Linked DNA regions of Mus musculus: regions 1 and 2 are each linked to region 3. A link is a loop called in an ENCODE intact Hi-C map of the cell type or tissue named here. Cell type or tissue: heart. All regions are shown on one strand.

Region 1 (2,500 bases), 130 kb after region 3:
TCCTTTCAAGATCCTATTAACTACCCTTAGCTTTGAGATATATTTGAAGGATCTGTTTTGTTTTATTTTGACAACTCCAAATACAATGTTATAAAAAGGAAAATTTCTGACAATGTGCTTAATCTGTTTTGAATAGTAAAACTAACTGAGAAGTTTTTCTGAATTTCAGCTAGTTCTTTCTGACTTATAAAATCAGGTACTTTGTCCTGATTTCCCAATTTCTCTGCAGCTTTTTCTAAAAGTCTAGTCAGAAAATCAGATAAGTTATGTGCTTACAAACCGTTGCTCAACTAAATATTTAACAGTCTCACGATATCAAGACAGCTGGACTCCAGTGTTACCCTTTCTCTAAAGGTATATCCAAGGTAGCGTTTGCTTACTTTCATTGTAATTCATGAGAATATTCTGATATTGATATTAATTTTTGGTAGAGAGCCTTGAGAGACTAGAGAACTACATTTTATATTTAGTTTTTTTTAAATGGGACTTGTTAATTACACAGTGCTCTGAACATGCTAGGTATGCAGCCAGTGTTTGCTAGAATCATGCTTCTTGCTGTGTTGTTCGCATAAACCACAACAAGTGCACTCTTGAGAAATCAGTGCACGTACAGAGGGATATTAAATTTAATTCTTTAATAGAAATTTCAGGATAAATTTCACTCCATACGTTAAAGATTGTAATCGTTTCCAACTACAGTGGCCAAGTGTATTAAATTAAAACTACAGTTATTATGGAAAACACAAAAGACCTAGTTAGGATACACATGCTTTCTAAGTCACAATGAAACTCCCACTGGATTTGCTTATATTTAGTTTTCTAAGTTTATAAACTTAGTTTTATTTTGCCCACCTGGCTATGTTATGAATCTTATTAATACTTAAATATCATAGACTGGCAGATCTACATAGGGAGAATTGAAAATTAACTATGTGCACTGGTACATCAAAAATAGTGCCTCCTGTGAAAGAAAGAGAAAATGTATAAGTTTCAAAATATTCATGGTTTCATCAATAGTTTGAATTATAAGAACTATATAGCCAAGAGGTTTAAAAAGAAATTTGAGTGTTCTTGATTTATTTGGTTCGGCCTCTGTTACTTTAAAACAGTTCCTAATAGTTCTTCAGTTCTACTAGAAAGCTAAGGGCTTAATTACAATTAGTTTCATGACCAAAGCAAGATCTTTTACCATGCCTCCTGTTACTGTTCTTTCCCTGCGCTTTCGTTATCCCTGCACACTGAATGTAGAGGCAGGGTGGGAGATTTGATCTTGCAATGGTAGCATAAGAGGCCTGATCTCAAATGCAAATAAATTTTTTAGACATTAATATAAATGATATATAAATAAAATAACTGAAATTTCTTAATCATAAATAATATATAGAGTGAAAAGTATAAACATATTACTTTATAGATGAATGTACATAATCTATACCTTTTGAAGTATCCTCAGCTTAATAAATTCAAGGATTTGATTTTTGAGAAAGGGATTTATTCTCCCGAGCAGGCTTTCCGGTAGTTTAATATATAATCCAGGCTAGCCAGAACTCATGATGATCCTCCTGCCTCAGCCTTCAAATGCTGGGATGACAGTTACTATGCCTGGCCTCAAGGTTATTTTTATTTGCTTATTTGTCTTAATGGAAGGAGTAAAAATATAATTATGAAATTTTAGAGTTCCTCACTTTTTGCCAAATCATTGATCAGCTTCATCCATTTGAATACAATTTAAATAACCCTTCAAGTTTTATGAAGAAAGTACAGCAGCCATGTAGCATGCAAGGCCTTGAATGAGAGATGGACAAGCCAGTCTTTTCTCTAAAAGAGCAGCAGGAGAACAAACAGAGACATATACTACCTCAAGAAGATTCAATAACCGAATAGTCAAGTATCTTATTGGCCTGATGGATAAATGTGGATGAAATGTGAAAATAATGATAGTACTTTAATGCTAGACATACAAGACTGTGGGGAACTTTTCTAGGTATAGAAAGTAGTGTTGTGCAAAAGGAGGCAAGTTAGGGTGAACAGTAGAAAGGTCAATTTGCTCCCTGGATCCGTTTGTTTCAAATTTTCAGTAAGAAAAGGTAATGGAACTTACCAATAGCTTTATAATTAAGGAAATGGTACATATGTGAGCATTATTCAGGTAGAGAACACAGTTTGCTTACTAATTTTCTATAAATAGGCAAGGAGATTAGACTGCATATAGAGTTTTAAGCTATAGGACCTGTTGACTCCCAATACCTGTCTTAGATACTATTAGATTGCTGTAACTACAAAACCTGACCAAAAAACCCCCATAGAATAATAAAAAAAAAAGATTTATCTTGGCCCAAGTTTTCAGTCCATCATGGATTAGAAAATAGTTAAATTCATGGCAGAGAATATAATAGGAACTGGCAGCCACAACTCTAGCATCCATCCCACACACAGTGACCTACATCCCTCAGGGACTCCTTTTATATTAAGGGATCCAAAGATTCTAAATGGAGTTCCC
Region 2 (2,500 bases), 600 kb after region 3:
GTCTCAGTAAATGGCTAAATATAGCACCAGAATTAGAAATATAATTACCCCTCAATATAAATAGTCTCTAAATCCTTGTCTAAAGTGTAGCTACTTAAAACAGAGTTACTTTGAAGGGCGATATTTTTAATGCAATGTTATTTTTTTTTATTTGATCAATCTGATATTCTTCTTTTCAATACTTGCAAAGACATTTTTCCCTTCTAGGTTTCTCACCGTAAAAAGTGTTTTCTTTTGCTTTCGCTTCATATGATTTGTATTACATTATGAGAAATTCAAATTAATTAAGCTCTCACTCTCTCTCACTCTCTCTCATTCTTGGTGTGTGTGTGTGTGTGTGTGTGAGAGAGACAGAGAGAGAGAGAGAGACAGAGAGACAGAGACAGAGACAGAGACAGAGACAAACAGAGACAGAGACAGAGAGACAGAGAGAGACAGAGAGTTTGTGTTAACAAAAAATAGTATTTAGAGTTTAGAGTTTAAGTGGGCAACAGAAAGATTAAATGTTCGATCTGTGCTATTTTAAGAGACAAGAACAACTGTGTTGTGTGCTGCTGTTCTCAGAAACCCTAGCTCTCATGAGGAGAATTTCTAGATGAGAATAAAAGAGCCATTTACTTTTTTGAAGTTCTCCTTTTTAAATAGGATCGCTTTACAGTTGAGGACACTCATGGGTGTTTATCTTTGGAACACTGCATGTGATGGGATTCCAAAGCCTTGGCTTACCATGTGCAAGGCTAGCGTTTCTATGATAACAGGTGTAAAACAACTTGTGTGCTCATGAAGCAGTAGTGTGGAAAGTGGATTCAGGGTTACAACAGGATAGTTAGACAAGCTGACTTGAAATCAAGTGTAATTTCTTCATGTTTACTAAGCTCATTTTAACTGTACCCCAATTTTAGTAATTTTTTAAAACCAAATGTATAGAATTTGACTTTTCAATCAGGATGAACATAGTGGATTGACAATAGATGGTTTCTTCTGGTTATGATTTATTGAGGAACTACAGCAATAAAGGGATCTGGTTTTAGATTCCTCTTTAAAATTTATTCTGAGAGGAGGTGCCAGAGTCAGAGACCCACTGTTCTCACATTCATAATTTTATGAAAACACTATATGGAAGGAATCCATAATATATGTAAAGTACCTGGTGCAGACCCTTGCAGGCCCCGTGCATACTGCCTCAGTCTGTGTGAGCTGATATGAACTTTGATCATGTTGATTTAGAGGGCTTTGCCTCCTTAGTGCCTCTGTTCTCTCTGGCTCTTAGTGGCTTCTCTTCATTGGAGTTTTCTGGGTTCTAAATGAAGAGATTTGATAGAGAAAACCCAATTGGGAGTTGAGTGTTCTAAAGTATTTCACTCACAGCTAAAACTTTGTCTGTGAATCTCTATACTTGTTTCTATCTGTTGCAGAAGGAAGCTTTTCTGATGATGGCTGAGCAAGGCACCTAGCTATGACTATAGCAAATGTCATTAAAAGTAATATTACTGCTCTTTTGGGGGGGCATAGGAAGTAATATTTGTTTTTACTATAGGTCTCTGAGCTATCTACTATCTGTCTTTGGTTACCCAGGCATGTCAAATGTAGGTTCCATATTGTGGAGTGGGTCTTAAGTCAAATTAGAAAATGGTTGGCTATTTGATTATAAACTACTACAACTGCCATAAACAATAATATACATAATTTGTCAAATTGGATAATGAAAAAGTCAAAGCCACATCATTTTATAGGTTGTCGGGCAAGAAAGTGTAATTTGGAAACTCTGAAATTGCTTAGAAATTAGCTTCATAATGTCTGATAACATGCTCTTTACATCACGTATTATTAGAAAGACACAATAAATGTGATGCAAAGTATTACTGCTAAATGCACTATCTGAACTTAAAAGATACTTTTGAAACTGAAATATAATAAATGCTACTTTTCTAAGGCTCTAATATTATCTATGAAATAGGAAAAGGAAAAATAGCTTGAGAAAATGTAAAACAAAATTCATCAGTATTTTAACAACAAAAAGATTTTAAAATGTGAAAGAATAAGTACTTTGTGTGTATACTTCTCATAACTGCTAAACAAAATTCATGAACATACACACTATGACCTTAATCCTCATCCTTTCCAATTGCCTAAAATGACGTATGTGCAGGTATAATGAAGGTTAATGTGGATGATAGGTGGCTAGTGGACTGACAGTGGTTGAAATCTGTAAAAGGAAAGCCAAGTAACACGTGGGAAAGGCAAACTAGAGAGTTAGGCTCACACTGGTCTATAAATACAACTGTGAACTGCTGTACTCTAGGGTCAGTAGGTCGCATACCTTCCATGACTGGAATGCCATTTGGCCACAATTGACTGAATACTGGACTTCACCACAACAAGAGTCATTAGCAATTCTACTCCTGTTAAAAGAGAAACATAAACTACTTATGGATTTTCTTTTCTTCTTATTTTTTATTTAATGATGCCGAGAATGCTGGGTAGCTGCTTCCTTTTAGAA
Region 3 (2,500 bases):
TCTCAGTCAGGTGGGTCGCGGTCTCGCGGTTCCCGGTCGCGCTCCAGCTGTTGAACCCGCCACTGCCTCCGGTGTTTCCCTTCTCCCTCGCCCCTCTGTCACCCTTAGGCTCCAGGGACCCTAGGGACCGGGCTTCTGCCTTGGGTCGCCCCTAGCTCCATCCCAAACTTACCTTTGTGTGTGCGTGCGTGTGTTTTTAATTGATGCTACAAATGACTTCGCTTTCCTGCCACCCTCTATATTATTGTCCCCCCTCTCGCCCTCTCTTTAGCCCCCTTCTTTCTTTCTCGCGCGTTTTCTGGGAGCCTAAGCGGGATCGCTTCTGGTGGCGCCCGTTGTTCGGGGCGTGGGAGACCTGAGCCCGTCAGTGGAGGTTCCCTCCTTCTCGAGCTGGGAAGGGGGGGGGGGGGAATCAAACCAAACCGGAGAATCGCTGCACCTCTTCGGGCTGCCAGGAGGTTCCTGAGCTGAGCCTGGCTGGCCTTCCCCGGGGTGCAGGGCTGCGGCGGAGCGCGGCCGGGGAGCCGGGCTTGGCACCTGAGCATGCTGGCGCAGGGTCCCTGGCCCGAGTCTCCAGTAGCCTGCGGGGTCACACCGGACGCCCAGCCCTATCCGGGCAGCTGGAGCGCACCGGGTGCGCGCCTCGGCCGGGGGCCAGGGACTCTGGGCCTTCTTAGTTGGCATCTCTAGGCTGTCTTGAGATTGACTTGGGGCGAGAAAGAGGGTGTGTGTGTGTGTGTGTGTTGGGCGTGCGACTCTTCAGCCAGCATGATCTCTCTCTCTCTCTCTCTCTCTCTCTCTCTCTCTCTCTCTCTCTCTCTCTCTCTCTCTCTCTCTCTCTCTCTCTCTCTCTCTCTAAAAGAGCCTGGCATACTGAGTCCAGAGCTCGGCCTTCCCTCCCCATGCTGGACTTGGCTCTGGGAAGAGTTCTTCCAGTAGTGCAACTTGGGGTTGGCCTAAACTTCTGTTTACTGCCCTGCCGGGCTGCAGAGCTCGCGGGTGGCGCTCACTGACTTAGCCCGAGGCGGGCCGGGTGGCGGCGTCCTGAGCGCTGCCACTGTTGGCTGGATCGCCCAAGCCCCAGGTATTTGGACAGAAAAAGGACTAATTGACCCCGAGAGAAACAGTGTCGCTGTCGTGCTGGGGCCGCCAGAGCCAATGACAGCAGCTGCGATGTAGAGGAGCTCAAAGTTTCTTGACTCTTGGGAGTTACCCCGGGGATGAGAGGAGGGGACGCGAAAGGACTAAGGAGAATCTGTGTGTCTGACCTGGCCCAGAGGGGAGAGAAGAGGGCTTTTGGAGAAGGCAGAGAGATTTCCGGAACCTTCCGGGGCTGGTGGCGGGAACGTGGGCGTCAGCTTGAGAAGATAAAACATTCAGGAGTGGCGACAGGGAGAGCTTTAGGTCCCTAGAGGGTGTCCTTCTGACCTCACCGAGAAAGCTGCAGCTTGCTAGTTTTCCCGCTCCGCCCCCGCTCCCGCCTCTTCCTCCTCGCCTAGTAAATAACAAGTTACAATCTCTGAGCGGTTCAAAATGACCTTCGAATGGCACATGTGCGCCATTTGTGCTGGCCGTTTGCATACTCCCAGTGACTCTGAAATTCTTCCTGCATACCAGATCCTGCGCTCCAGCCACCTCTGGAATCAGAGCAGCAGCAAGGACTTGAGATTCCAGGCGGCCGCCTAGATACATCCCTTTCTAGCCCCCGACTCGGAGCCCTTTGCCTTTCCCCTCAATGGGTTGATTATGCACATTGACCCATTCAAAAACACTTGCCACTGTCATGCAGGCTTAGCCGAGAGGAATTTCTATCAGGCCACCCTACCAGGGAGCTGTCTGGCGTGGCCCGGGCCGCTGGGGGGATCCCCGCTTCAAGTCCACAGCAATTTGGTATTAACTCTGCAGCTCCCGGTTGGGGCTATGCCGAAAAGCCCTTTTCAGAATTTAGGCAAGGAATGTAATCCAAATTAGTTCTGCAGCTGTCCCCTTCCGCGTCTCAGAGGACACCAGCCTGCGCCCAGCTCCCTCTGCTCTTTTCCCTGGGCGAATTGTCAGACCCACAAGTGAGCCCATTTAGAAGCAGGAGGATTAGCGTGCCATTGTTGTTTCGTGTGTGACTCTGTACTTGAAATTCTAGGGGCACAAAAGAGAGCCTCACTTGTTCAAAACACAAAGTGATCTAGATGAAAGGGCCGCACAAAGAAAAGCTCTCGGGTGTATCCTCGGTATAATTGCAACAAGCATACTTAGGTGATCTATTGGAAACTGTCTGTGCCCCCAAGGGCTTCTTCTTTTTTTCCAGGCGCCTCCACCACACCTGACAGAGAAAGTTCAGCTGGTTTTAATGTAGTGCTATTATCAAAACAAGTCGCTGTCTGGTGAGAGTGAGGCTCTGTTTGCGGCTGTGCATGTGTGTGGCTGTCTATCCAAGTAAATACATAGCGCGCGTCTCCTCTCTCGCGGTTAGCAGTCAGCAGCAGTTTGGAGGAGTTTGTTTTGG

What was found. A loop is a pair of places that touch in the nucleus more often than their neighbours do. Peaks named below come from ENCODE experiments on the same cell type or tissue, not always from the same donor. Only the 100,000 strongest peaks of a DNase experiment are listed, where the experiment ranks them.
Region 1: it touches region 3 in a loop (4-fold over the local background); 5 of 42 quality-filtered maps call a loop at or near these places.
Region 2: it touches region 3 in a loop (5-fold over the local background); 4 of 42 quality-filtered maps call a loop at or near these places.

The regions. Positions count from the first base shown.
Region 1 is chr1:68,976,525-68,979,024 of GRCm38, reverse strand. The region is part of intron 1 of Erbb4 (erb-b2 receptor tyrosine kinase 4); the gene reads left to right. Among named protein-coding and RNA genes, the nearest start is that of Gm51744, 21 kb to the right of the region's middle. In heart, no CTCF peak of the experiment used is centred here; no DNase peak of the experiment used is centred here.
Region 2 is chr1:68,501,531-68,504,030 of GRCm38, reverse strand. All of the region lies in intron 3 of Erbb4 (erb-b2 receptor tyrosine kinase 4), which reads left to right. Among named protein-coding and RNA genes, the nearest start is that of Gm51744, 450 kb to the left of the region's middle. In heart, no CTCF peak of the experiment used is centred here; no DNase peak of the experiment used is centred here; H3K27ac peaks cover 506 bases.
Region 3 is chr1:69,105,185-69,107,684 of GRCm38, reverse strand. It overlaps Erbb4 (erb-b2 receptor tyrosine kinase 4), which reads left to right. Exons shown (of 27, transcript NM_010154.2): 1 at 1-10. Among named protein-coding and RNA genes, the nearest start is that of Erbb4, 1.6 kb to the left of the region's middle. In heart, no CTCF peak of the experiment used is centred here; DNase peaks (open chromatin) are centred at 554, 1,024 and 1,494; H3K4me3 peaks cover 2,500 bases; H3K27ac peaks cover 2,500 bases.